3 separate regions of the Mus musculus genome follow, and all the other regions are linked to region 2. Evidence: chromatin loops called from intact Hi-C (ENCODE). Cell type or tissue: heart. All regions are shown on one strand.

Region 1 (8,000 bases), 170 kb before region 2:
GCTTCCAGGGCTTACTAGTGCTTTCTGTGTACCCAGTATGCTCAGGCTACAGAAGAGGCTTGCCTCTAGTGTCCTCCGCTGCGGGAAAAAGAAGGTCTGGTTGGATCCCAATGAGACCAATGAAATCGCCAATGCCAACTCCCGTGAGTATGATCTGTCACCCTCACTCACTATCTACCTATAAGGAGATAAGTATGTATGTCTTATACATATATCATTGTATATAGAAATAGTTTATAGGGTGCAACCATCTCGTGTTACATTAATAATTTATGAGTAAAGTGAGTATTTTATGTCCCGTGGAAGTTTTTGATATTTAAAGACTGGAGGATGTTGGATGAGGTTTCAAGACAGAAGCAAGCCTTGTTAGTATCAGACCAAGTACTTTGTTAAACTGCATTTCAGATACACCAATATGCTATGAAATATTTACGAGGTAAATGTTCTTTTTAAAATAAGTATTCCAGGATTTCATCTCCTTTTCAGGATGTTGGGTCAAGGGTAAGAGCTTGACTTTTGTGGCTGGCACTTTACTAACGGGTGTGTTGTGCCTTCCCAGGTCAGCAGATCAGGAAGCTGATCAAGGATGGGCTGATCATCCGCAAGCCTGTGACTGTCCATTCCCGGGCTCGTTGCCGGAAAAACACCCTGGCCCGACGGAAGGGCAGGCATATGGGCATAGGTGAGAATGGTCTAGCCTTTCACTCTGCCTCTTAGATGGGTACACTGGGTAGAGCACTTGTCAGCAAGCTTAAGACCGGTCCGGCTCTACATTCACACTGGTGATATTTTTTCTCCCATCTTGTGCAGTTGCTGGGTGGTAACTATCTTCTTTTGCATGGATACAAGTTGGCACTAGTGCTGAGTTTGTTGGTGGGAAAAGATGTCAGCATTAAGTCCCTACATTCTGCTTATGCTGGGGATTCTACTGGGTGTTTTTTGTTTTTTGTTTTTTTTCAAGACAGGGTTTCTCTGTAGCCCTGGCTGTGCTGGAACTCACTCTGTAGACCAGGCTGGCCTTGAACTCAGAAATCTGCCTGCCTCTGCCTCCCGAGTGCTGGGATTAAAGGCGTGCACCACCACTGCCCAGCTTACTGGATGTTTTTAAATGGGATTGAAAGGGGTGGCTAGGAAGTTGGGGTACGCTTACTGATGATCATGCAGGGGATGTGAAGTTTGGTCCCAGCTCTCGTGGCCCACCTGTTTGGGGAAATGACTTGTAGGGCCATTGTTGTTTACAGGATAGGGGGTCATACATACTACCCTTTGTCCTGCCACAGCCTCATGGCTCATAGAGTGAGAGTTTGTGCTAAAGCTGGTGGATCTCAATTTCAAGACCCGCTTTAGTGCTGTCCCCAGCCCTGAAAGGAGAAATTAGTTGTTAATGTCTGTGTTTATTGAGACTGTCCTCTATACAGCTCTGACCTGTGCAGAGCCATCCATCCGTCTCTGCTGTTTGTCTTCTCTTGACTCAGTAGGTAACAGAAATTAAGTGTTTGGATGGACCTAATATTTCTTAAAATGAAAGACAGGTGAGGGGAAGACAGCTCAGTTGCCTCTGGTGAGTAACTTAAAACTTAAAGAGTCTCGATTCTAATTCTTGCTCAGGGAAGAGGAAGGGTACTGCCAATGCTCGGATGCCTGAGAAGGTGACCTGGATGAGAAGGATGAGGATCCTGCGCCGGCTTCTCAGGAGATACCGGGAATCCAAGAAGATTGACCGCCATATGTAAGCTCCCACTTTTATGGCTTTGTCTTTTCATCCATCTCTGTCTCAGTTTGAACAGGGAATCCGCCAGAGAAGTGGGTTATTTTCCCCTTATGCTATCAGTAGCCTAAGATTTAAATTGGCCAGGCAGGTAGTGTGTAGGAGCTGCCCCCAAAGCCTTTGGGGACTGGAGTCCCTGTAATAACAGACTTAGTGACCTTGGGGAGAGGAACAAACCCACATGTCCCACTGTTAACCAGAGTTACACTGTCTCCTGCAGGTATCACAGCCTGTACCTGAAGGTCAAAGGGAATGTGTTCAAAAACAAGCGCATCCTCATGGAGCACATCCACAAGCTGAAGGCAGACAAGGCCCGCAAGAAGCTCCTGGCGTAAGTTCAAGATGGATCTTGGGGCTGGAGAGATGGCTCAGGCTAAGAGCCCTGGCTGCTCTTCCAGAGGTCCTGAGTTCAATTCCCAGCAACCACACGGTGGCTCACAGCCATCTGTAATGTGTTCTGATGCCCTCTGCCCTCTTCTGGTGTGTCTGAAGATAGCAGCAGTGTACTTATGTACATTAAATAAGTAAATACTTTTTAAAAAATGTTATTTAATAAAAAAACCTACCACCTGCCCATCCTCACCTATCTAGGTGAAGCAGGAACTGCTGCTATTCTTTGGGCTGATGTGGCTCCAAGGGTTTAGAGGTCTGGGGTGTGCCTCTTTCCAGCTATTCATCTGTGCCCAGACTGACTCTCTTTCTCTTTCTTGCACCAGTGACCAGGCTGAGGCTCGCAGGTCTAAGACCAAGGAAGCACGAAAGCGCCGGGAGGAGCGCCTCCAGGCCAAGAAGGAAGAGATCATCAAGACTCTGTCCAAGGAGGAGGAGACCAAGAAATAAAGCTTCCCTCGTGTCTGTACATAGCGGCCTGGCTGTGGCCTCATGTGGATCAGTCTTTAAAATAAAACAAGCCTTTGTCTGTTGCCCTCTTGTTTAGCAGTTTTGGCTGCTGTGTCTTAATGAGAGCTGGCCACGGGACCCTGGGATGTCAGCCTAGACTTCAGGGTGGTATTGGGACTTACTGAAGGGTCACCTATTTCTTGTAGCCATAAGTGATGTTTCTGTTCTCTAGAGTGGCTGAGTCCATCAAGCAGCCTGTGTGCTCAGATGCTTGAGACCAACCTGCCTTAGCATCTCATGAAGCATTGACTGAGTGGTTGTTGGTTATGTAGCCCTGGCTGTCCTGGAACTCACGCTGTAGACCAGGCTTGGCCTCAAACTCAGAAATCTGCCTGCCCCTGCCCCCCAAGTGCTGGGATTAAAGGCATGCGCCACCACTGCCTGGCTGGGTTTGTTTAAGATTTATGTATATGAGTGCTCCTCATTTACACCAGAAGAGGGCATCCAATTTCATTGCAGATGGTTGTGAGCCACTATGTGGTTACTGGGAATTGAACTCTAGAAGAGCAGTCAGTGCTGTTAACTGCTGAGCCATCTCCAGCCTGTACTTACCCTGTTAGCTGCTGTTTATAAGGTTTTTAATAATTGCTGTGAGCTGAGTACATTGACCCTGTAGACTTGACACTATAATGAAGTAGGGTCAATCACGTCCATTTTGTCAATCACTGAGAGGAGCATGGATGAACAAGGAGGATGCTGTGTGATGGTTTAACATGTCTGGTGACAGGTCGGCTCTGAGTTACACTTGGATTACCAGGGTAAGTTGTGTCCTCAGTAGCAGGGCCTTTCAAGGAAGCAGTGGAAAGAATGAGGTGGAGGAGGCAGGTGTATAGAGGCACAAGGGCCGGTAGACCCCAGGGCTCTGCTTTATCCAGTTCTGGGCCTGGAAGAAAGCAGGTGGTAGAAGGCTCTAAGACCAGACTCAGAAACAACACCTTCCTATGTGGCTAGGTACAAGGCCTGGCACAGGGGAGTTATTTCTGCCTTTGCTACCATGGGCTCTTCCTATAAGACTTTTCCTAATGGCAAAGCTTCCAAGGCCTGGAGAAAAGGAGTGTCCTCGGCCAAGCTCTCAGCTTAGCCTGGACATAAGTCCAGCTCAACTGAGGGGAAAGTTTAGAGACCACCCTATCCCAGACAGGGACCACAGAAGGGGACTGCAGTGATCCAAGCATAATAGTCACGGTTCCATTCTGAGCCAGGAGATGGCGCTGTTCGTTCACTGCTGGTTTGTATACTCCAGCTTCTCCGGCTTTTTGTTTGGTTGACATTGGGTGATTTTGAAAGGTTAAAATGTTTATTTAAATTTTTTTTTTTTTTTAAAGATTGATTTATTATATGTAAGTACACTGTAGCTGTCTTCTGACACTCCAGAAGAGGGAGTCAGATCTCATTATAGATGAGGACTTACTTGCGTTGATGTTTTGCGTACATGGAGTGGATGTCTGTGTGAAGATACCAGACATTCTGGAACTGGAATTATAAATAGTTGTGAGCTGCCATATTGGGAATTGGCAGCTGGGAAATGAACCTGGGTCCTCTGGAAAAGCAACATCTGAGCCATCTCCCCAGCCCTATGGCAGTTTGTTTTAATGTCAACTTGCCACAAATTAGAATCAACTGAGTAGGGAGCCTCACCTGAGGAATTCGCATTGCCTTAATAAATGTTAGGAAGACACACCCGCCAAGGGTCCAGATAAAGAAGGGCCACAGGAGAAGGACAATTACTCCTTTGTCTAATTGATCTTCTCTTGTGCCACCAAGTTAACTTAGGCTGCGCTACAGCAATTCCAGGCTTCCACCACTGACTACAAAACAATGGCTCGCTAAAGACTAGGTTTTCCGTGCCAGAGGGGGCTGCTTAGGCTCCCAGCCTTAGGACCTGAGCCAGTCAGTAAGCAGCACTCTCCAATGGTCTCTGCTTCCATTCCCAACCCCAGGTTTTCGACCTTGAGTTCCTGCCCTGGTTTTCCTCAGCTGTAACCTGTAACCCAAATAAACCCTGTCCTCGTCCAAGTTGTTTTAGGTCATTTTCACACAGTGACAGACAGAGAAGCAAACTAGGAAAGATACAGGAAGTGATGGATGGGCTGAGGGTTCTCAAAAAACCACTCATGACAGACAATGCTCTGCCACTGAGCTATCCTACTGTTCTTTTCTGTTATCCCACTGTTATTTTCTCCTGACAGCCACCCCAGACCTGGAAGGAACACCTCTCCTATCACCGGCTCTGACACTTTGACAAGAAAATACATGAAGGGAGTCTAATTTTCAGAGAACTTCAAGCATCAGGCCTCCCTAAATAGGGCTGGAAAGAGGGCTCAGCGGTTAAGAGCATTGGCTGCTCTTGGAGAGATCCTGAGTTCAGTTCCCAGCAACCACATGGTGGCTCATAACCATCTGTAATGGGATCAGATGCCCTCTTCTGATGTGGTGACCTCATATACATAAAAGTAAATAAATAAATCTTTAAAAGAAAGAGCCAGGCGTGGTGGCGCACGCCTTTAATCCCAGCACTCGGGAGGCAGAGGCAGGCAGATTTCTGAGTTCGAGGCCAGCCTACAATGGAAGCAGAGACCATTGGAGAGTGCTGCTTACTGACTGGCTCAGGTCCTAAGGCTGGGAGCCTAAGCAGCCCCCTCTGGCACGGAAAACCTAGTCTTTAGCGAGGTCTACAAAGTGAGTTCCAGGATAGCCAGGGCTATACAGAGAAACCCTGTCTCGAAAAAAGAAAAAAAAGAAAAATAAAGAAAGAAAAAGAAGGAAGGAGGAAAGAAAAAAGAAAAGAAAGATAACTGTTGAATCCACTCCAGGCCCTGGAAATCCAATCAACTTAGCCCTGAAGTATAGCTTTGCAGCATAGGATGTTCTTAGCATGAGTTCCAGCCCCAGCTCCAACCTCCTTAGCCCCTCCAGCCCCTCACAATGGGCCCTTTCATTCAAGAGTACACGACTTGGGGCTGGAGAGATGGGTAGCTGTTTAGAGCGTTTGCTGCTACTCCTGAGGACTCGATTGATTTCAATTCCCAGAGCGCACACTGGGCAGTCCCAGCCACCTGTGACTCTGGCCCTAATGCCGTCTGCCCTTCCTTGGCACCCACTCATATCTAGCACACACACATAGGAACACACACATTAAAAATAAAAACAAAGCCGGGTGTGCTGGCACACACCTTTAATCCCAGCAGAGGCAGAGGAAGGCAGATTTCTGAGTTCTCTACAGAGTGAGTTCCAGGACAGCCAGGGATATACAGAGAAACCCTGTCTCAAAAAAAAAAAAACAAAAATAATAAAAATAAATAAATAAAAACAAATCTTTTAAAAAGTATATGACTGGCCAGGCATGGTGGTACATATAATCCTGTCACTCCGGAGCCTGACTGCTCCCAAGTTTGAGGCCATCTGGAGCTACACAGCAAAACAGAATGAAAGTATAGAACTATTCCTATGAAATATTTATATATATCTTTCCAAGGGACTCACTGTCTCCTAGGTAAAGACCCTGAAAAAAGCCAACTCATTCTTTCTTTTTGTTTGTTTGTTTTCAAGACAGGGTTTCTCTGTGTAGCCCTGGTTATCCTGAAACTTAGCCTATAGATCATGCTGGCCCCGAACTCCAAGATCCACCTGCTTCCATCTCTGAGTCCTGAGGTTAAAGGTGTGTGCCAGCATCCAGCTATCCAAGTTGCTCCAGCGACTTTCCAGAATCTCAACATTGTCTAGTTATGAGTACCATGGAGGTCTGGCTCGGGCTGCCAGCTGTGGGTATGACTCAGTAGTGCCACGGCAGAGCCACGGGTGTAGGCTGTGAGCTGGAGACAGGCTGGGAAAGTGAGGCTGGCTTTGGCCTCCTCCCTGGTGGCATAAGTGAAGCTGAGGCAGGGATGGTGGGTTCTGCCACCCCCTTTAAAACAGAAGACTGAGTCTAGAAGTGCACAACTGCTTTCCTTGGGGTCCAAGCCCTGGGGGACTGAGGGATGCAGGAGACTGAAGAGAGGGGACTAGGCTACCTATGTGATGGGATTACATAAAGAGCCTCACTGCCGGGGGCTGGTGAGATGGCTCAGTGGATAAGAGCACCCGACTGCTCTTCCGAAGGTCCAAAGTTCAAATCCCAGCAACCACATGGTGGCTCACAACCACCCGTAATGAGATCTGATGCCCTCTTCTGGAGTGTCTGAAGACAGCTACAGTGTACTTACATATAATAAATAAATATAAAAAAAAAAAAAAAAAAAAAAAGAGCCTCACTGCCTGAGTCCCCCCAACCCCCCTCCCCCGTCTCCAGCATCTATTACCCTGTCCTTTTAGGCTTCCCCATCTCTGGCTCCTACCTTTTTCTTTCTGCATCTTCCTTGAACCCAAGTGGGGTGTACTAGGAGATCTCAGGTTGAGACAGAGGGAAGAGAGAAGGATGTGTGTAGGTCAGAGATGGCACCGGCAGCAGATTTCTGGGCATCCCCAGGCCAGCAGTGTGGCTGGTCCAGATCCCCAAGAACGGGCAGGGAGGAGGGTAGAGGCCACAGTGGGGACACCAGCTGTTCCCAGCCCCTAGGCTGGGAGCCTGCTGTCAGTAGCTCAGCCACCCGAAAAAGCTGCTGTGTTCAGCAGCGCAGCAAACAGACTGGGGGAGGGGGTCCAGGCCAGCTGCTGGCTGGTGGCAGACACTGGGTATGCATAAGGCTTCAAAGGCTTGAATTCAATATTCCTACTTGTCTCCATTCCTGGAGCTCCTGGCCAGGCCATCTCAGGCTGTCTTCTATCATGGTGGCTTAAGGCACTGAGGGATACAGGGCAGGGCAGTAAGATGTCTAGGTCCCTGATTGCTTGGTAATCCCAGACAAATCATTTAATTTCCGATTGGCATCAGTTTTCCTAAGTGTAAAAGGGGCGGGTTGTTCTGTATAAAGTGGATGACTTCCAGCAAACCACTTACCATCTCTACCCCAGTGTCCTCATCTGTCAAAGGGTTCAGCACATGGTCTGAATTATTGAGGGGACCAAATAGCATGAGGTTCCCAGCATGCTCCGTGGGCCATGCCTGGTGTTTTATTACGGGCCACGCCTGGTGTTTTTATCCTCTTCCAGGCAGGCATGGTGCTGCACACCTGTAGTCTCAGCTACTAGAGAGGTGCACCGATGCTGGAGGATCAAGAAATTCAGGAGAAGATGCCTGGATTACATAATTCTAGCTAGTCTTCAGACGCAGGCATGGTGCCTTCTACCTGCAATCTTAGCACGTGGGAGGCTGAAGTGGGACATTACTGATTCAAACCAAGACCCCATTCCCCCCCCCCCCCAAGCCATCAGATATGTGTGTGTTCCGGTTCCA
Region 2 (8,000 bases):
CTGCAGAAGTCATGAACGAGGTCAGTAGGTCATTTAGAGGTTGTCCCAAAACTATAGACTTTGATGACTTAGGTTTTGTTTTTGCTGGGTGATGCTCTCTACCTGCTGAGTTCTATGGCATTTCCAACACGTGAGTTGTGCTAAGGTCTGGGGCTCTGTTATACTAGTACATCGGGTATCCAGGCACGTGTTGGTTATTAAGTTGTCGGAGTTTCTAGATAGAATTTGGAATGCTAATTTGAGTTTCACATCGATTTTTTTTTCCTTCTGTTTTTGGCAGGGTCTCCTCCAGCCAATGTAGGCCTGAATTCTGAATCTGCCTTCATCTCCTAAGTGCTGGGAAACAGGGATAGGCAGCATATTCAGCTTAAATATTTTGAGTGTGATATCCTAGATATTTCATGTCGTAAATGATATATGAATCTAAGCTGGGCTTGGCAGCACAAGCCTATAATCTCAGTGTTTGGGAGGCAGAGGCAGGTGGATCTCTTTGAGTTTGAGGCCAGCTTGTTCAACAAGGTCTCTCTGGCTTGTTCCTGGCCTCTTGGCCCTTGGTTCCTCTTGCTTTCTCTCTCACTTCCCTCCCCTCCTCTCATGGCCAGGTTCACTCTGGACTCTCACCGATGTCTCTACCTCTGCCCATGCTCTCTCTTATATCTAAAGTAAAAACCTCAACCAATTAGAGTCCAGAGAGAACGTGACCAGCAGACTGAACTGGGCTATGTCAAGAGAAGTGGAGGGGAGAGGGGTAAGCCAGAAGCCAAGAGACTAGGAGAGTGGGAACCAAGAGTGGGCAGCCAAGAGGCAAGGAGATAAAAAGAACTGTGTCACCAAAATGGTGGGGTTACATAGGGAAGAACAGCTGGGGAAAGACAGTGAGATTCAGGGGCTGGAGAGGTTGAGGATAGGATTTGGGGTGCAAAGTGACACAGGTAGCAACTGAGAGAGACCCTTTCACTTGTTAAATAGGCACCTGCTGAGTCATTTGTCCTGGGGTTTGAGACCTAACACTTTCTCATGGAAACTTTCTGCACAAATGAACAGAAACATGTATACTAACCTTAGTTATAGGAAAACATACAAGTTACAAAGCTTATAAGTCTACAAGTTTGAGGCCAGCTTGAGTAATATGGGACTTAGTCTAAAACTAAAAAAATTAGCTGGTTATGGTGGCACAAACTAATACCAGCACTTGGGAGGCAGAGGCAGGCAAATCTCTGTAAATTCTGGGCCAACTTTATATATTGAATTCCAGGTTAGCCAAGGTCACAAAGTAAGACCTGTTCTCAAAAACAATTAAAAGGCACACTAGGAAGAAAGATACATGTTTAACATCACTGGAATAGAACACTATTCAAGGTATACACACACACAAAGAGTCTGTAGCCTGACTTAGTGGTACACACCTGTTATTTTAGCATAAGGGAGATGGAAGCAAGAATCGGGAGCCTCAAGACCACAGACTCTATCTATCTCCTGGGCTCCAGGCCTCCTTAGAGTCATTGAGATACTGTCTCAAAATAAAAACAAAAGAAGGCCCAGAGAGGTCTTTAACATCAGCACAGGGGTGGGGGACAGAGGCAAGCCGGTGGGTGGCACAATGGTCAGCTTTAACTTTGACGAGAGCTTCAGGTCAGTCTGAGTTTTCAGGTCAGTCTGAGTTACACAGAGAGAGAGAGAGAGAGAGAGAGAGAGAGAGAGAGAGAGTGAGAGAGAGACTGACTCAAAATTGGTACCCTACCATCAAAAACCTAAATTGTTAACTTCATTTGTGTGTCGAGGTAGTTATTGTAACATTAGTTAAACTTCCTGTATAATCTGTCCTTTAACTTTCTTAAGGCTTATTTTTGTTGTAATTGCACTGATGTTTTGCCTAGAGGCATCATCTGTGGAGGGGTGTTGGATCCTCAGAACTGGAGTTGTAAGCTGCAACCTGCATGCTGGGAATTGAACCTGGGTCCTCTCGAGAGCACCCAACCAGTCCTCTTAACCGCCCAGCCAGCTCCATGGCTCTACAAGAACTGTCTCCCCAGGCCTGTTAAGTTCCTAGCTGTATAATCTGAACAGCAACTTTCTGACCTGCTTTGTAGTGGAATTTGTAGGCAAGGGACTGTCGACCCAGAGCTCTGACGCCTACCCTGGAGGCCCTGCAGACCAAGCAATTGAAGCATGCCTGGAATCATTGAGTTCACAATTTTTTTGCAACATAAAGCAATTCATTTTTTTCCCCATTTTATTATCGAGAGTTTGTGTAGCCCTGGTTGTCCTGGAACTCACTCTGTAAGCCAGGCTGGCCCTGAACTCATTAATCTGTCTGCCTCCCAAGTGCTAAGATTAAAGGTGTGCCACCACTGCCCCGCTCAAGAGCATTTTTTATTCTCACAGACACTCTTCTCACTGGTTGTGAAAATTCACAGAGTTTACAAATTTTGTCTTCAAATTTTTGACAGTCCCACATGCCATCACTCGCCTATTAAACTCCTGTGTGGTGTTTTGATGCTTAGGCATCAAATGTGAGCTCCAGGCTAACTGGAGAACTTCTCTGAGAGAGTAGGCAAGATGAGGGAAGAAAAGGAAAAAGGAAAAGGAAGGAAAAATGAAAATTTGGACATAAGATGTCCTAGGGTAGAATTTTTGTTTTGTTTTTCGAGTCAGGGTTTCTCTGTATAGCCTTGGCTATCCTGGAACTCACTTTGTAGACCAGGCTGGCCTTGAACTCAGAAATCCGCCTACCTCTGCCTACCTTGCCTCTCAAGTGCTGGGATTAAAGGCGTGTGGCAACGACCAGCTTAGAATCTTATCCACCCTAAAATGTAGTATAAAAGAAATACTTCCAGAGCCTGGCGGTAGTGGTACACAGAAACCGTCTCGAAAAGCCAAAAAAAAAAAAAAGAAATAAAAAGAAAAATACTTCCAGGAGACGTTACAACTGGCACTTCCTGAAGGTAGTGCACATAGGCTTAGACACGTTTTTTTCCCCGAGTCTCATTGTCTTCTCTGTTTGTAGAAACTGGACGTTTGTTATGGTAAAACATCCCAGCAGTCGAGAAACGGCTGAGGCTGAATAGCCACAACTGGGAGTCCAGCCTGGGTTACTAAGAACGTGCTGTAAGACATCCTGACATTTCCCCCAACTTTGGCACTCTAACCTTTCTACTGACTAGCCCCCCTGAATCCGGGAGTCCTTGCCTGTAAATTCGCAATGAGGACAGTGTCCCATGGGTGTGAGGGCAGAGAAAATGAATGCAAAACGCCTAAACTCAGCAAATTCCGCAGTACCAAGCGTTGTTTGCACATTCAGACTTAAAGCAGGGCGGTGGTGGTGCGTGCTCCATGCCCTTAATCGCAGCACTCCGGAGGCAGAGGCAGGCGGATTTCTGAGTTCGAGGCCAGCCTGGTCTACAGAGTGAGTTCCAGGACAGCCAAGGCTACTCAGAGAAACCCTGTCTCAGAAACCCAAGCCCTACCAGAATCCCCAATATTCAAACTTGCGCTGTAATGTCCCCAATGTTCACTTGTCCCTTGTTTTTTTTTTTTTTTTTAAACCCTATTAAATCAAAAGACTTCTTACAAGCTGTGCTAAGACCCATCCCCACCGGAACCTGGGGATATTTAATCAAAGAATTACCATTTAGGTTTAAATTTTAAAGGTAATCTCCGCAACTTCCGCTCCTATAAAGCCCCCCAAAAGGGGGAGTTGGAAAAGTATCGCGAGAATCTAACGGGCTGCGTTTGCGGCTTGGGTCCCGTTCTCGCGTTTTCTGGTGAAGGAATGTGTCGAGGTGAAAAGGGAAGCGCCAAGTATCGCGGGAGTCCAGCGGAGTCTCGCGATACTTGCGGCATTCGCCCCTCCCCCTCCCCCTCTAGTGCCGTTTCGGTTTAATCTAGTGTGTGAGTGAGTCTGGGCGAGGGAGTGAGATGTGGCTGTGAGGTGTCGGTGTGAGGCGGAGGCTAGCGAAGGGGGCTCCCTCAGGCACGAGGGACAAAGGGGGGGAGCTGAGGCAACCTAGGCCGCGGAGGCCTGGCGACAGGAAGCCAGCCGCCCCGAGCCGGGCGACCGGGTAGGGGAAGGGCCTGCGTAGTCCTCCCGGGGCTCCAGAGCCGCCGTCGGCCCCACAGGCTCCGGCGGACGCCTTCCTACTTCCTTGAGCGCCAGGGCTCGCGGGCCCGAATATCGGCTCGGCGGGGGTGGGCGGCCGTGAGGGGCGGACTCGAGCAGCTCCCGGCGTCGCGCTCCTCCCGTGCCGAGGAACTCTTGGTTTCTTCCCTCTCTCCTTCACCCCCCACCTCATGTAGGAGGGCGCTGAGGCGGCGAGAGGGAGGAGGAGCCTCGCCTGCGGTCCCTGCCCTCCCCACCCCCGTCTAGGGGCTCTTCGGGGGGCGTGGAGTCGGGGCTGGGGGGGAGGGTGGGGCTTTTTGGAGCGCCGGGGAACTTTTTCCCCTGCTTCAGGCCCGGGGAAAGGGAATGCCCAATTCCGAGAGACATGGGGGCAAGAAGGACGGGAGCGGAGGAGCTTCTGGAACTTCGCAGCCGTCATCGGGAGGTGGCAGCTCCAACAGCAGGGAGCGTCACCGCTTGGTGTCGAAGCACAAGCGGCATAAGTCCAAGCACTCCAAAGACGTGGGGCTGGTGACCCCCGAAGCGGCATCTTTGGGTACCATAATCAAACCACTGGTGGAGTACGATGACATCAGCTCTGATTCAGACACCTTCTCCGATGACACGGCCTTCAAATCAGACCGGAGGGAGAACGAGGAACGTCGGGGAACGGATCGGAGCGATCGCCTGCACCGACATCGTCACCACCAGCACCGGCGGTCCCGAGACTTGCTAAAAACTAAACAGACGGAAAAGGAAAAAAATCAGGAAGTCTCCAAATCTGGATCTATGAAGGACCGGGTATCGGGCAGTTCCAAACGGTCCGTGGAGGGGAGTGATGATTATGGGAAGGCCCAGCTATCCAAAAGCGGCAGCAAGGAATCCAGGTCGTCCAAAATGCACAAGGAGAAGACCCGCAAAGAGCGAGAGTTAAAGTCTGGATACAAGGACCGGAGTAAAAGTCATCGGAAAAGGGAAACACCCAAAAGTTACAAAACCGTGGCTAGCCCTAAACGGAGATCCAGGAGTCCCCATAGGAAATGGTCTGACAGTTCCAAGCAAGATGACAGCCCTTCCGGAGCTTCTTATGGCCAAGACTACGATCTTAGCCCCCCAAGGTCTCACACTTCTAGCAACTATGACTCCTACAAGAAGAGTCCTGGAAGTACCTCAAGAAGGCAGTCAATCAGCCCACCTTACAAAGAGCCTTCTGCTTACCAGTCCAGCACTCGGTCACCCAGTCCTTACAGCCGACGACAGAGGTCTGTGAGTCCCTATAGCCGGAGACGGTCCTCCAGCTATGAAAGGAGCGGCTCTTACAGCGGGAGATCACCCAGCCCCTATGGCCGAAGGCGATCAAGCAGCCCTTTCCTGAGCAAGAGGTCTCTGAGTCGGAGTCCACTCCCCAGGTGAGCTGTTGTCTGTCCTTCCTAAGGTAGGGTCGGTTGGGAGGAATTGAAAATGAGTCTTTAACATTTTGTTAAAGCTTTCAGTGTTCTTCTTTGACAAGTCATTTAGGTAAGTTTGGCTTTCCCCTCGCCCAATTGAGAAGTAAACATTCCAAGTGCCTCCAACTATTCAAGCAAGGTAGGTAAGGTACTTTGCAGTAATGGAGAACTTTCAGCTGTGAGAACTTGCTTCTACCTAGCGGGTGCATAGTCTTCAGAACTCGTTTAGCTGTTTGTTGCTTTGTCTTAAAATTTTGTAAGTCGTGTTGATACCAGTGCTTAAACTTTATTGGAACTCACAAGAGAATTTTAAGAAGTTACAAATTTTCGTTTCTACTGTTTGCATAAGTTATCGTAATCAATTTTGTCTACCATGTTCCCAAGTCTATAGTTATCACTGTTTTACTTCTGAAAAGTCCTGTCTTTTAACTGTTAAGTGAAAATTAAGATAACGAGAGTACTTTTTGATAGAGTTTAGCAAAAAGTGATTGAGATTTGTTTACAGTACCAATGTTGACCACTTACTTAGTGTTGAAACACTGGTAGTTTTCAAAATTTTCTTTGAAATATGTGCTAATAATGCCTTCGGCTTGCTATTTTTGTAAGAAAGATTGTTAATTTGAAATTATCTATGAAATTATCTATCCTGTCTCATGTATAGACCCATCTCTGTCCACAACAACAGAACAGGAGCTGTATATTATCTGAGTAGAATCTTAATACTTTTTTTTGTGAACTACGGCAAATTATTTAATTTTTCCATACCAGAGTTTCTTCATTTGGAAGATAGGAATAAAAACTACCTACTTCAAGGCTCTTGTGAAGATTAGTAAATAATGAAGCATGATAAATAATGTGCCATATACATAGTATGACTCAGTACATTTTATAAGTGAATGCCACTGACAGAGAAAATAACTCATGCATATGTTTTATAAATCAGTATATATATCACTGGCTTGAACTTACAACTAAAGTGGATTTGCCTAACTACAGTGCTTAAGTTTTCTTAGTGTTTTCTCATTCTAGTATTAAAAAATTTAATAGGTTGAAGTTTATAAACATGTATCTAACACCTAAATTCTGTAATTTGTGACATTTTCTTTAATTCCATTAGTCCATCTTTTGTTTAGATTCATCTCAAAGTTGTAGCAATCAGTATACTTTGTAAGCATTCAGCATGTATACCATTTCTTAGAGTTAAGTAGTTTTTGGAGAGGTAAGGTTTATGCATAGTGGAGTGCATAAGTCATAAATACAGTTTATAATGTTGCATAGTTTTAAAGGGAATCTAAAAAGTTCTCTCAGAGTTTAGTTTGTGCTTTTTAGACAGGGTTTCACACTGTAATGTAGGATAACCTGAAATTTACTATTTAGCCTGTGCTGGCTTCAAACTGACCTGAAATTTCTAGTAATCCTGCCTTAACCTCTTAATTGTTGGGATTACAGACATGAGCTAGTATATTAAGCAGAATATTTGTTTTCTTAAGAGTATGAACATTAAAGCTACTTGAAAAAAATTTTACTGTTGAGTATAGAAATATAAAAGGCTAAAACAGGATTTTTTTGGGGGGGAGGAGGGGAGGTGTTTTTGAGACAGGGTTTCTCTTTGTAGTCCTCCTGTCCTGGAATTAACTCTGTAGACCTGGCTGGCCTCAAACTCAGAAATCTGCCTGCCTCTGCCTCCCAAGTGCTGGGATTTAAAGGTATGAGCCACCACTGCCTGGTAAAAAACCTTTCAAAACAAAAGGTCTCACTTAAACTCCTATTTTACGTTTCGGGCCGTGGTGGCTCACACCATCTATAATCTGTTTTTATAGATTCCCAGATTTTATTTCACAGTCATTCCTCATAAAAATTTTATTTGTGGGATTGAAAACAATGGTTTAGCAGTTAACATTGACTGTAAGCAGGCATAGTTTGAGGCCAACCTCATCTGCATATCAAATTTTAGGCCGGCCATAGCTACACAGTAAGATCCTACATTTAAAAACGAAACAAACAAGTTTATTTGTACATGCAGTTATTCACCTTACTAAAAAGTTGATTGGAGGGCTGGTGAGATGGCTCAGTGGGTAAGAGCACCTGACTGCTCTTCCAGAGGTCCAAAGTTCAAATCCCAGCAACCACATGGTGGCTCACAACCATCCGTAATGAGATCTGACTCCCTCTTCTGGAGTGTCTGAAGACAGCTACAGTGTACTTACATATAATAAAAATAAATCTTAAAAAAAAAAAGTTGATTGGAAATCATTTTTGTATTAATGGAACTGAGTAAGACCATTAGTATCAGCATCAGTAGACTAAGACAAGATGATCATGACTATTAAGCTAGCTTAGTCTATGTAATAAGTTCTTGTCTCAGAACACTAAAAAGTAAAACTATGAGGTGTCAGGGCTGGTAATAAAGATCAGTAGTAGTCTGTTCCCTTAGCAAATGGTTCAGTCCTCAG
Region 3 (8,000 bases), 410 kb before region 2:
ACAAGGTCAGGTCTGTCACAGCAATACCCCACTAGGATGGTACCTGCTTCTCTTAGGGTTTTTATTGCTGCAATGGTAACACTGTGACCAGAAAGTACAGCGGTGCACACCTTTAGTCCCAGCACTCGGGAGGCTGAGGCTGGTAGGTGTTCAAGGCCAGCCTCGTCTACATAGCAAGTTCCAGGATAATCAGGGCTACACAGAAAAGCCATCTCAAAAAAAATTTTTTTTTAATTAAAGTTAAAAAAAATGTCAAAAAAGAAAGATGGAAAGAAAGAAAGAAATGTAGCTGGTCATGGATGCTAGCACACAGGAGGCAGAGGCAGGCAGAGCTCTGTGACTTTTAGGTCAGCATGGTCTACAGAGTGAGTTCCAGGACAGATAGGATTGGACTCTTATACAGAAGAACCTTGTTTGGGAAAAACAAAAAACCAAAAAACCAAACAAGCAAACAAACAAACAAAATATATCTCCTGCAAAAAAGAGGGAGCAACTTGGGTACCCATTGTTAATATAGTTAAGACCCTAATAAAGGCCAGACAGTAGTGGCGCACGCCTTTAATTCCAGCGCTTGGGAGGCAGAGAGGCAGGCAGATTTCTGAGTTCGAGGCCAGCTTGGTCTACAGAGTGAGTTCCAGGACAGTCAGACAGTCGGGGCTACACAGAGAAACCTGGTCTTGAAAAACAAACAAACAAACAAACAAATCCTAAAAAAGTACCACCCTACTTTCCTGACCTGTCCTACAACCAATTTAAGTTTGTCCCTGACTAGCTTAAAAATAACTGAGACTCAGACTATGGTTATTTTATTTGGCTTTGATAATTATTGGGGGTGAGGGGTCACCCCTGATCTCCTTTTCTAACTGCTGGCCTGGCTGCCTCACCAGTGGTATCTCAGATACTCGATGGTTCTCCTAGCCACCTGCTCATGGTCCATTGGCCCTCCTTTCACTCTTCCTATGTCTTCTCCTGGTGTCTCCTCTCTCCTCTCTCTTCCCCACCCGGAAACCAGGTAAGTCAAAACCCACCCACCTCTAATCCCTCCGGTAGCTGGCTGTAGTGAATTTTACTTAAGAACAACTTTACATCCCCTTGGGTGGAAAAACAGATCTCTGTGAAGTCAGCCTGGCCTATATAATGAGTTCCAGGCCAATCAAGGCTACACAGTGAGACCTTATCTCAACAACAACAACAGCAAACCATAGTGACAATTTTGGAATTTTGTTTCTTTAACAAACAAACAAAAAACCCCACGGAAATATAAGCGTATGTTTTTGTTTTAACTGCAGGTATGGGATATGGGGCAGCTTCAGATTGTCCACAGCAGCTGACAAGGATTTGCCTCATGCTCTGGTGGGGGTGATAGGGAGTGAGGGGGGTGGAAATGGCAAAATTTTGCCAGGTGCAGATAGTTTCTGCGATCATGTGATCTTTGGAATTCTGGAACTTTTGAGAGGTTATATAAATGCTAGGGCCCAGAGAACCAGGGTGGGTTGGTGTTGGTTGGTGTTGGTTTTTTAAGTAGTCATGTGTAAAGAAGAAGAAATTGGATATCCTGATGGTAAAGATCAAACTTGCCAGACTGGAGAGATGTCTCAATGGTTAAGAGCACAAACTGGGGCTGGTGAGATGGCTCAGTGGGTAAGAGCACCCGACTGCTCTTCTGAAGGTCAGGAGTTCAAATCCCAGCAACCACAGGGTAGCTCACAACCATCCATAAGGAGATCTGACTCCCTCTTCTGGAGTGTCTGAGGACAGCTACAGTGTACTTACATATAATCAATAAATAAATCTTTAAAAAAAAAAAAAAAAAAAGAGCACAAACTGCCCTTCTAAGGGTCCTGAGTTCAATTCCCACCAACTACATGGTGGTACACAACCATCTGATGACCTCTTCTGGTGTGTCTGAAGACAGCTACAGTGTATTCATATAAGTAAATAAATCTAAACAAACAAACAGAAAACAAACAAACAAAACCCAAACTTGCCATAAGAACTTGAAATCATTAATCAGCAGGAAGCAATCTAATGATAATGTCATCCCTTTTTGACCTCTGACTTTACTCAAAGATTTCTTTCTTTTTTTTTTTTTTTTTCCGAGACAGGGTTTCTCTGTATAGCCCTGGCTGTCCTGGAACTCACTCTGTGGACCAGGCTGGCCTCGAACTCAGAAATTCGCTGCCTCTGCCTCCCAAGTTCTGGGATTAAAGGTGTGTGCCACCACGCCCGGCTACTCAGAGATTTCTTTCCTTCCCTCTTTATCCTTTTTTTTTCCTCTTTTATCTAGTGTTAGGGGGTTGAAAGGGTGAAAAAAAAAGAGGTGGAGAAGGGTGGAAGAAAAAGGAACACATAAGAAGCAAAAGATTGGCTGTGATGAACAAACAAAACAACAAAACCAATATTTAGATGGATTTATTTCTATCATTTGCATGTATATGTACCTATCTTTGCATGTATATGTACCACATGTGCACCTGGTAGAAGAGGCATCAGAGGCCCTGAATTGGAGTTACAGATGGCTATGAGTCACCATGTGGATACTGGAACTGTGTTTGGGCCCTCTGAAATGGAAACAAGGAGCTTTTAATTGATGAACCATCTTTCCAGTCCCCATAGATAATTTTTTAAAAATTGCCTAGGACTTTAAGTGTACTGTACAAGACCAAAACCCAAAATACCTAACACCCAGTTTACTGACATTAAATGCTTCCCACTAAGGAAATTGTAGAGCCAAGTTGTCTTTAGTTAGATTTCCTTATTTATTTATTTTTGAGGCAGGGTTTTTCTGTGTATCCTGGCTATCCTGGAACTCACTCTTTAGACTAGCCTGGCCTTGAAGTCAGAGATCCACCTGCCTTTGTTCCCGAGTGCTGGGACTAAAGGTGTGTGCCACCACCGCCTGGCTTTATTTATTTATCTATCTATCTATCTATCTATCTATCTATCTATCTATCTATTTATTTAAAGTACTTGCCTGTTGAATTAGCATACTTATAAGACCATATTGAGTCCCAAGTAGCTATGGTTCTCCAAACATTTTCTTCTTTATTGCCTTAGATAGTGGAGGAGCAGTAAGAGAAAATGTCTGTGTACAAACAGAAAGGTCAGACACCCAGGATGCTGTCAAACAGAAAGGATACCTTCAGCCAAAGCTCTGAAAGCAAAAGAAAAGGTATCCAATACATCCATCCTACCCTGCCACCTCAGAACCAAAATATGGCCGCTCAACCGAATCCCAGATGTGACGCCTTGAAAAGAGCAGCCTCCTAAGACAGTGCTGGGCTGCTGGACACTGGGAGACCACGCTGGTACTGGATGCTGATCTGGGGTACTCCTCCGGTGAATGGCAGATTTTCCCAGGCTTTGATGGCTAACTAGTGAGACTGTTCCCAAGTGTTAAACTGAAGAGGAGTGGATGAGAAGGAAGGAAGGAAGGAAGGAAGGAGGAAGGGGAGGGAGGGAGGAGGGGAGGAAGGGGCATTGTCTTTGGGGCCCTACTTTGAGCACCTTAATTAAACTGTGAAAAAAGCCAACATCATTCTGACCTCAAAAGGATTAGGAGAGAGTATTCAAGAGACAAACACGAGAGACCATGGCCGGGAACACAGTTTCAGTTCTTCTGTTTGCCATGTGTCCATGTGTTCAATATGATAACAATTCTATAACGCTTTTATAGAAATACAACAAGCCAGGTGTTGGTGGCACATGCCTTTAATCCCAGCACTCAGGAGGCAGAAGGCAGGCGGATTTCAAGGCTAGCCTGGTCTACAGAGTGAGTTCCAGGACAGCCAGGGCTACACAGAGAAACCCTGTCTCGAAAAATCAAAAAAGAAAGAAAGAAAAGAAAAGGCCTGCAATGTTTTCTGATAACCTTTTTTTAAAAAAAAGATTTATTTACTATATTTATGTGAGTATACATAATACAGTCCGTGAAAACTGTTGCTGTTCTTAGATTCACCAGAAGAGGGAGCCAGATTCTAATTACAGATGGTTGTGAGGCACCATGTGGTTTCTGGGAATTGAACTCAGTGCTCTTAACCACTGAGCCATCTCTCCATCCTTTCTGATGACATTCTTAGCCTTCAATTGGTGGGGTTTATTCCTGCATTCCATAGGGGTTTATCTAATAGTCACAAGGATGTGTGGTCAAGATGTGTAGCCCAGGCTAGCCCCTATAGAGATCTGCCAGTCTCTGCCTCTTGAAATTGCTAGAATTAAAGGTGTACAGAGCCTTTTTTTTTTTTTTTTCTCCTAGACAGGGTCCTATTTATTCCAGGTTGACCTTAAACTGTGGACTTGAACTTTTGGTCCTCCAGCCTCTGTCTTCCAAGTGCTGGGATTGCTGCTGTGTTACCCTGGAGCTCACTTCTCAGGGTTGTTTTGTGTATTTGTTTAGTTTTGAGACTGTTACTTAGTTACAACCTTTCGTCCTTCCTTTCCTTCCCTCCTAACCCTCTCTTACTCCCTCCCTGCTCTATTTCAAACTCTTTTGCCTCTTTTTCCATTATTATTGCATGCATGTGTGTATTTGTACATACATTTTAATTCCTAAATATAACCTGTTGTGTCCAGCCCATGCAATGTATGCATGTTTTTAGGCTTATCATTTTGAACTGGCCAACCCATTACTTTGTTCATCCCTGGGGAGGTCCACCCCTCCCGCCTCCAGCTTTACTCCTGCTGTTTGTTCTCTGTGTATGGTTGAGGTCTTGAGTGCTTTTTTTTTCCTACTCAGCTTGGCGTACTTGCCGGTGGGTGTCCTTGCTCAGTTCACATTTAGGTGGTCATATTGGTGAGTCTTTATGGGTATAGCTTCTGATGTTGCTAAGGAGACATGAGCTCACAGCAAACTCCCCGCTCCTCCGGCTCTTACAATCTTTCCATCTCCTCTTCTGCAACATTGTTTCCTGAGTCTTAGGTGCAGGGGTGTTTTGTACGCGTATCCATTGGCACTGGGCTCCACAATGCTGCATTTGGATTGGTAGTGCTTTCTGTAATGGTCTCTGTTGCAAAGAGAAGTTTCCTTGTGTAGGGGTGAAGACTACACTCCTCTGAGTAAAAGCCTATGAGAACACTGGCCGAGCATGCCCCGAGCATGTCCCAGCTCTGAGTTCAACTCCCAGGACAAAGCTTTGGGCTCATAGCTCTCATCATCAAAGACCTGTCTAAGATGTCTTCTCTGCATTTTGCTTTTGGAGTACTTCTTATGTGGAACACATATCTTGTTCACTATTTTAAAGTACATTGAGAGAGAGAGAGAGAGAGAGAGAGAGAGAGAGAGAGAGAGAGAGAGAGAGAGAGAGAGAGAAGAGGTGTGTGTGTGTGTCTAAATCTGAGGACAACTTACAGAAACTGAATCTTTCCTTGCACTAAGTGGCTCCCAGGGGTTGAACTCAAGTCTTCAGGTTTCACGGGAAGTACCCGCTGAGCCGTCTGACCACCTCACCTCTAGGTGGACTGTGTGTTTCTTGAGCAGGGAGATCACACTGTGTTCTTTGTGTCCTCCGAAGTCCTTGCTTGGTGCACTATCTGGTTCACCTAGAGCATTAGGTTGTGCTTCCTTGCCAATCTGAAGGCCAAGTAACTTGAATTATAATATCATTCCACAATCACACCTAGCTGCTGGGCTGAGGTAGTTGGGGGAAAGCACTTGTCTGTGCCAATCTGCCTATGTCTAAATGTTTTATTTAGCATCCCTACGCCTCTTTCACCCAAGTATGTTCATCTTTTTCCTTTCCAACATGACCATCCCACAGTTTCTCCTGTCTTGTGTCTACCACACTCTTCCCTCTTCCTCTTGCCTCTCTCAGCTGAAGACCTTGCCAGTAGCTTTCTGCAGAAAACAGATGCTGCGCTGCGCTGGGCTGTGCTGTGCTAGGTTGTGCTGTGCTGTGCTGGTAAACAGTAACTATAAAGAACCAATTGGTAAGGTTGCCAGCATTTTCTGTGTGTTAGAAATACACAGCAGCCAGGCGTGGTGGCGCATGCCTTTAATCCCAGCACTCGGGAGGCAAGCAGAGTTCTGAGTTCGAGGCCACCCTGGTCTACAAAGTGAGTTCCAGGACAGCCAGGGCTACACAGAGAAACCCTGTCTCGAAAAAGCCAAAAAAAAAAAAAAAAAAAAAAAAAAAAAGAAATGCAAACAGCTTGCCAGTTTTAAGCTACCTAAAGAAGTTAAGTCAATTTTCTGATTGAGCCAAACTCAGCACACTTTTGAGATAACAGCTTTCTTTTTTCTTTCTTTCTTTCTTTTTTTTTTGGGGGGGGGTGGGTGGGTGTTTTTGAGACAGGGTTTCTCTGTATAGCCCTGGCTGTCCTGGAACTCACTCTGTAGACCAGGCTGGCCTAGAACTCAGAGATCTGCCTGCCTCTGCCTCCTGAGTGCTGGGATTAAAGGTGTGTGCCACCAAGCCCAGCTGATAACAGCTTTCTTATCAAGTAAAGTATTGGAAATGACCAGAATTCTACTTTTGGACCAGACCTTCCAATTGAACTCCAACTGTATTCTCAACATCCGTCCCCAGTGTCTACCCAATGTCTGCTCTGTGCAGATTTTTGGACAGTGGTGGAAAATTCATGCTGAACTCCTGAGTTTGAACCCCAGTCTGGCTCACATTGGTACTGGATGCTGATCTGGGGTACTCCTCTGGTAAATGGTGAATATTTCCAGGCTTTTGTGGCTAACTAGTGAGACTGTCTCCAAACTTTAAAAGGAAGAGGAATGGAGAGGAAGGGAGGGAGGGAGAGAGGGAGGAAGGAAAGAACGAAGCGAGAAGAAGGAAAGAAGATGTGTAACAGCTCAGCTATGGTGATGCATGCTTTAATCCCAGCACTTGGAAGACAGAGGCTGATCTCTGAGTTGGAGGACAGCCTGGATCCCTGTCTTTCCATGTTTATCCAACTTGAAATGGCCCTGTGGTACTTTCCTAAAAATCTTGCTTTTAGTATATTCACGTATAGACAGGGTTTTGCTATCTAGACAAGGCTAGGCTTGAACTCTTAACTTTCTGTCTCAGCCCACCTAAGTGCTAAGTACTCCTCCCAGGCACCACCGCAATCATTTTGTGTGTGTGTGTGTGTGTGTGTGTGTGTGTGTGTATGTACGTGTGTGTGTGTGTATGTACATACGTGTGTGTATGTGTGTATGTATGTATGTGTGTATATGTATATATGTATGTGTGTGTATGTACGTATGTGTGTATGCATGTACGTATGTGTGTGTATGTATGTATGTACGTATGTATGTGTGTGTGTAGTTTCTCATTTTCACTACTGAGTATTTACTTGTTAATTCACTGTGCCTTTATTTTTAGTCTGCCTCTCGGACACTAATAGCAAGCCAGAATCTGGTTTTGTTGAAGCTTTGTGCTGCCTCTTGACGGGGTCACCGAGTGCGCTATGAATTAATGAGAAGAATCTGGGCAGTCTGTAAGCTAGGAAACAAATCTCAGCAAATGTTCTGATCCAAGTGGTGATTGATTCTGCAGAGAGCAGGCGACAGTTCTGCAAATTCATAATTTAAATTCACGGTTTCAAATTATTGGTGATTTTTTTTTTGTTTTTATCTTTTTATTGTTTAAATTCAATACAATTTAGCAAAACGTTATTGGTTCTAAATGAATAAACAAGTTTTGGTGAAAAGCAAACAAGTCATGTAAAAAGAAATTTGCAGCCTCTTACCGCCAGAGGGGGTATAGCTCAGTGGTAGAGCATTTGACTGCAGATCAAGAGGTCCCCGGTTCAAATCCGGGTGCCCCCTTGGTGGGTGCATATGTTTTTCCTATGAGAACACTCAGTTTCTCCACTCAGTTATTTCCAAATCCAAACTCTACCTTCCTAATTTTCCCCCTTTGAATGTTGAATCAGCATCGAGGAAGGAGGAAGGAGCTATCTCTCCTAACAGAATGGCAAGTGAGGTATGGAATAAGGAACATTTTTTACCTCGTTTGTATCCCGACCCAAAAAGCTAAGGATGAATCCAGAAACAATGTTTATAATAC

The links. Peaks named below come from ENCODE experiments on the same cell type or tissue, not always from the same donor. Only the 100,000 strongest peaks of a DNase experiment are listed, where the experiment ranks them.
Region 1: a loop joins it to region 2, with 5 times the contacts of the local background. A loop is called at or near these places in 10 of 42 quality-filtered maps.
Region 3: it touches region 2 in a loop (1.9-fold over the local background); 2 of 42 quality-filtered maps call a loop at or near these places.

What each region holds. Positions count from the first base shown.
Region 1 is chr11:98,027,787-98,035,786 of GRCm38, forward strand. It overlaps Rpl19 (ribosomal protein L19), which reads left to right. Exons shown (of 6, transcript NM_009078.2): 2 at 37-143; 3 at 560-682; 4 at 1,609-1,729; 5 at 1,989-2,099; 6 at 2,485-2,707. The coding sequence ends at 2,608. Among named protein-coding and RNA genes, the nearest start is that of Rpl19, 4.9 kb to the left of the region's middle. In heart, a CTCF peak has its summit at 3,869 (motif pointing right); a DNase peak (open chromatin) is centred at 3,862; H3K4me3 peaks cover 604 bases; H3K27ac peaks cover 223 bases; H3K27me3 peaks cover 1,108 bases.
Region 2 is chr11:98,198,903-98,206,902 of GRCm38, forward strand. Cdk12 (cyclin-dependent kinase 12) reads left to right here and starts at 4,403. Exons shown (of 14, transcript NM_001109626.1): 1 at 4,403-5,508. The coding sequence starts at 4,466. Gm38963 (a long non-coding RNA gene) reads right to left here and starts at 3,728. Exons shown (of 4, transcript XR_880193.2): 1 at 3,629-3,728. In heart, no CTCF peak of the experiment used is centred here; DNase peaks (open chromatin) are centred at 3,219, 3,829, 4,299 and 5,469; H3K4me3 peaks cover 4,756 bases; H3K27ac peaks cover 2,753 bases.
Region 3 is chr11:97,789,385-97,797,384 of GRCm38, forward strand. n-TCgca56 (a tRNA gene) reads left to right here and starts at 7,688; the gene lies at 7,688-7,759. In heart, CTCF peaks have their summits at 3,964 (motif pointing right) and 7,675; a DNase peak (open chromatin) is centred at 7,724; H3K27me3 peaks cover 282 bases.